Regions from separate parts of the Homo sapiens genome. Here region 1 is linked to region 2. The links are chromatin loops, found by intact Hi-C in ENCODE. Cell type or tissue: CD4-positive, alpha-beta T cell. All regions are shown on one strand. Region 1 overlaps DNAH6 (dynein axonemal heavy chain 6). Region 2 has its middle 21 kb from the start of DNAH6.

What was found. A loop is a pair of places that touch in the nucleus more often than their neighbours do. Peaks named below come from ENCODE experiments on the same cell type or tissue, not always from the same donor. Only the 100,000 strongest peaks of a DNase experiment are listed, where the experiment ranks them.
Region 1: a loop joins it to region 2, with 2.0 times the contacts of the local background. A loop is called at or near these places in 3 of 110 quality-filtered maps.

Annotation. Positions count from the first base shown.
Region 1 is chr2:84,740,409-84,742,908 of GRCh38, reverse strand. All of the region lies in intron 62 of DNAH6 (dynein axonemal heavy chain 6), which reads right to left. Among named protein-coding and RNA genes, the nearest start is that of TRABD2A, 140 kb to the left of the region's middle. RefSeq lists an enhancer at 1,347-1,396. In CD4-positive, alpha-beta T cell, a CTCF peak has its summit at 1,211; a DNase peak (open chromatin) is centred at 1,258.
Region 2 is chr2:84,494,564-84,497,063 of GRCh38, reverse strand. It overlaps a transcript of DNAH6 not described here. Among named protein-coding and RNA genes, the nearest start is that of DNAH6, 21 kb to the left of the region's middle. In CD4-positive, alpha-beta T cell, a CTCF peak has its summit at 1,329 (motif pointing left); a DNase peak (open chromatin) is centred at 1,303.

The DNA.
Region 1 (2,500 bases), 250 kb before region 2:
ATCTATTAGGATCTTAGAAATTCTGGTTAATGTAGACTTTAAACCACCACACTTAATGGGTTTACTTAGTTAAATAAATATTCATATTAGAAGTATAAGAGTAATTACCAAAAAATAAAAATAGAATTTCAAATCAGTAGAGGGGAAAATAAAGAGTGTGGATGATGCAACTGAAGAAGAAAGGAAGGAGAGGAGAAATAAAGGATATAAAGAAAGGAAGAAGGAAGAAGAAAGAAGAAAAAAGGAAGCAAAGAAAAAGCTGGCAGAAAAATATGCCCAAAATAAAGATGACCAATGTAAGTCCAAACAGATCAGAGTTTCTTAACTTTACTAATATTGACATTTTGGATGCTGTAGTTATTTGTTGTGGAGGGTTGTTCTGAGCACTGTAGGATGTGTAGTAGCATCTCTGGTCTCTACCCACCAGACGCCAGTAGCACCACCCCAGTTGTGGCAAACAAAAATGTCTCTAGACATTGTCAAATGGAAATCTTCCTCAGTCAAGAAGAACTTAAATAAATCAATAGCCATAATAAATATAATCAAATTAAAATTTGTCTGTTAAAAGAAAGACTTTCATGTTCCTCAAAACAACAACAAAATCCTACTAAGATACACCAAAAACATAATGATGACACACAAAAAATGGAAAGTAAAGAGTGCAGAAATATATAGAGTGGGAGTACTAAGAGAGGCTTGCTGTAATAATATTAATATTAGAAGATGTATTTTGAGGTTTTAGGTCAGGATGGCTGACTAGATGCAGGTATTGCGTGCTGCCTCCATGGAGAAGAGCCAGAATAGTAAGCAGATACTCACAGTTCAAACAGGTAATCTAGGAGAGAATGCTTGGATTCATTAGAGAAGAGACATGAAGTACCAGAAGTAAGTAAGGAGAGGGTTCAAGTTAGCTTGCGCAGCCAGGAACTGACTGGGCTGGGAGATGGTCCTGGATGCAGGGAAACAGTAAGAGGGAAATCCCTGGAGCTCCAAAACAGGGTTTTAAGATCTTGGCTACAGGAGAAACCCTTGACCCACTAGGGCCTTGTGCCTGACATATGGAACTGCCTAAAGATTGTACAGAGACATTTCTCTAGAAAGGGAACCCACACACAATCCCACAGGAATCCGAGCCTGGTGCAGCCTCAGCTGGGTGCCATTTTGAGAACCCAGATCCTGGGGATTTACAGACACAGCTGCAGCCACTGTGCTGCTCCAGGGAGGGAGAGGGGAGAACGGGCACACTCATGCACCCCCTAGAGGGTACTTGCTGCCCTGCTATGAGCTGCTGTTGAGACTGAGATATGAGTTGACCACACTTCTCACAGCTTCCTGCTTATGCTGCTTGCCTGAATGGTGCCCCACCCTCTTTAGCCCCAGGCCCAAGGTGCCCTTTTGAGAGTTTAATGCTGGGCTGAGCTCCATGCTTTGTTTAGTTTGGGCTGATGTGGCTGTAGCCTCTGCTTGGCTAAGGAAGAACAGGGAGACCAGGTCATCCTACTCATACCTAGGACAATACTCACAGCTCTGTAGCAGGCTGCTGTGAGACAGATGTGAATGAACCACACTCCCCACAGCTTCTTGATCATGCTGCCTGCCTGGGCAGTGATCCGCCCTCCCTGTTTTCAGGCCCAAGGCACCATTTTGAGAATGTAGTGCTGAGCTGTGCCTCATCCTTGGCCTGAGTTTGGGCTGATGTGACTGCTGCTGCCACCCAGCCAAGCAGGGAAAGGGGACCAAGGCTCTCCTATATATACCTAGGACAATGTCCAATGCCTTGCTACGAGCTGCTATGAGACTGAGACTTGAGTGGACCACACTCCTCACAGCTTCTCGTCCATGCTGCTCGCCTGAGAGGGGCTCCCCACTCTCTAGGTGCAAGCCCATGGCTGACACCATTTTGAGAGGTTAGAGCCATTGTTTGGTAACCTGGCAGCGGTGGCCACAGCAAGCATTTTGGTCTTAGGTGAGATTAAAGTGCTTGTTCTGGAAGGGGAGAAGGGTCCCCACAGGCAGAATTGAGCAGTGAGTGTGGAGAGTGCCCCAGTAGTAGGTGGTGGAATTACGCTCTCTCCCATCACAAGACTGGAGTGGGAGGAGAGTTGCTGAAGCTGAGGTTTTTCCCAGAGGGCAAGACTTTCAGTCAGAGACAGCTTTGCAACCTAGAACTGGTCTGCATGGGTCATAACGGGGTGTCCCAGCCTGTTTCCTTGGTCAGTTGGGGAACAGTGCCCCACCAGCTCTGAGGCGTGGGAGGGAGGCAGACTCCACTCCCCTGGAGATCTAACCCTTGCTGCAGACTGTCCCTAAAGGAGGGGAGAGTGCAGCCCACCAAAGACCCCCTTGGATAAAAGAAAACATGGGTGCAGTGCCAGCCACTGAAGGTGGTACCACCAAAGCCTGGGAATGGACATGGAGAGGGGGTCACACTTGCTCCGCCACCCTTCTTCTCAGTGCCCTGTCATGGATTTGGAAGTGACTCTTCACTTTGGAGTCTGGG
Region 2 (2,500 bases):
GGCAGGTGGAGGTTGCAGAGAGCCAAGATCGTGTCACTGCACTCCAGCATGGGTGACAGAGCGAGATTCCGTCAAAAAAAAAAAAAAAAAAAGAGTACATATTGTCTAATTACAATTATATGAATCTCTAGAAAATACAAATCTAATTTACAGTGATAGGGAATAGATCAGTTATTACCTGGGGCTGGGAGAGGGGTAGGAGATTAACTGGCAAGGGGAACAAGAAAATTTTGGGGAGTGATGGAAATGTTTTATATCTTGGTAACTTTGGTGGTTACATGGGTATATAAATGTGTACAAATTCACTGTACTGAATTTCTTAGAACATGTGCATTTTATAATATGTAACTTATAACAATAAAATTGATTTAAAATTATATTTCTAGTATTAGACCTCAAAATCACAGGTGGGAGTTTCTAAACATACAGATTTCCAGGACTCATGCCAGATCTGATGAATTAGAATCTTTGGCATTGGCACCCAGGCAAGTATTTGCTTGAAAAATTCTTATAGGTGATTCACATGAATATCTCTGGTTTAGAACCACATCTGCAGGTGAAGAAATATAAAGATGAAAATATTTTAAAGTTACATTAAGTATTAATGTCATAAAACAGTTTGCATAACATGATTATATTTTTGTAAGCCCAGAATATATATAAACTCAGAAACTACATAGAAGAAAAACATAAATATTTAGGAGATTTATGGTTATTTTTATGTGATGCCCTTTGCTATTCTGTGTGTTTAAAAATAAAGACCATATCCTACTTTTACAATGAAAAAATTAGTTACTTTTAAATTAGCATAAGAAGGCTTAAAGTGGAGGGACCATGAACTTGGTGGAGGCCAGGATGAAATGGATCAGGAGCACTGCTGAAAGATTTAGTTTTTGATAAAAAGAAATGACATCTGTCCCATGTAGATGGAAGAAAGGTGGCAGTGGGTTAGGTAAAGTGATAGATTTGGGGCCTTATTTATTCTATTTCCTCTCTGAAGCAGGAGATGTGGTCAGCTGCTGAGAAGCGTGGAGGTGGGAGTGGGAGAGGCGTCATATAATTTATACGGGAGTTAATGTCTCTTCAGCCTTGGCTGTCCAGTGTAATTTCAGGGTCTGTGAACTGCTTACAATTGTATTCATGTTTGTGTGCGTGTATTTCTTTGTCTGTAACGTTGATAAGATTCTTAAAAGAGTCTGTGACCAATCACCTCTCAAAGATGAGAATTAGACATAGTCTGCAAGTGGGGCACTCTTAAGTGTTGGCATAAGTCACGGGCTGCTTAACTTTCTGAGGGGTTTGTGATATCGTATTCTGTTGCTTCATCACCACCTCGTGGTCAAATATATGCATTACCAGATTTTGTATCAGGGCAATGGTTTCTTAAATCTGAAAGGAACTTGAGGCATTATATGGTCTAATGCCCCATTAGTTATGAGAATTAATAATTATTATAAAGTTTTCCTTCAAAATATTGAACCAATGTGAATATGTATGAGTGATGAGCCCTGCCAAGCCTAGATAATTACATTTCAAGACTTAAAGGTCTTTGCAGAGGTGATCTCTAAGTTAGTGTTTTTGTGATTTGAAAAGGTCAAAGAGGCTGGACGCAGTGGCTCATGCCTGTAATCCCAGCACTTTGGGAGGCCAAAGTGGATGGATCACCTGAGGTCAGGAGTTCGAGACCAGCCTGGCCAACATGGTGAAACCCTGTCTCTACTAAAAATACAAAAATTAGCAGGGCATGGTGGTGCATGCCAGTAATCCCAGCTACTGGGGAGGCTGAGGCAGGAGAATCGAGTGAACCCGGGAGGTGGAGGTTGCAGTGAGCCGAGACTGCCATTGCATTCCAGACTGGGCAACAGAGCAAGACTCTGTCTCAATAAATAAATGGTCAAAGGGCATTTAAACTTAGTTGCATATTAAGATCACTTAGAGAACTTTGAAAAATTCTGATGCCCAGGCCACACATCATATGAATTAAACTCTCTAAGAGTGAGAGATCCAGACATTGATAGTTTTTCTAAAGTGTCCCCTACCCCAGGTGATTCCACAGAGACACATCTGAGAGCCTCTGCCACAGCAGCTTGCTATTCAAGGTGTGATCCATTGACTAGCAGCATTGGCATCACCTGAGAGCTTGCTAGTCATGCAGAATCTCAGATCCTGCTCCAGACCTCATGAATCAATCTGTATTTTAATAATTCCCAGGTGGTTCAGTTCATATTAAATTTTAGAAGTGCTGCCATGGAGAACAGAATTGGTGTCCAGTAAGTCTGCTGGATATGGAAGGCTGGAATGGTGCCTGGAAGGTGAGTTTCTCATCTTTGATCACATCCAGTTACAGGAAATGCATTATATCTGTGCCTCTGTTAGATAGTTCTAATTTTCAGAAAGTTCTGTTTTGGGTAGATGTCAAAATCTACTCTCTAGTCACTTCTACAAACTGTCCCCGTGTTTTTTTCTAATGTTTGAATGCAGATATTATTCTACTCTTAAT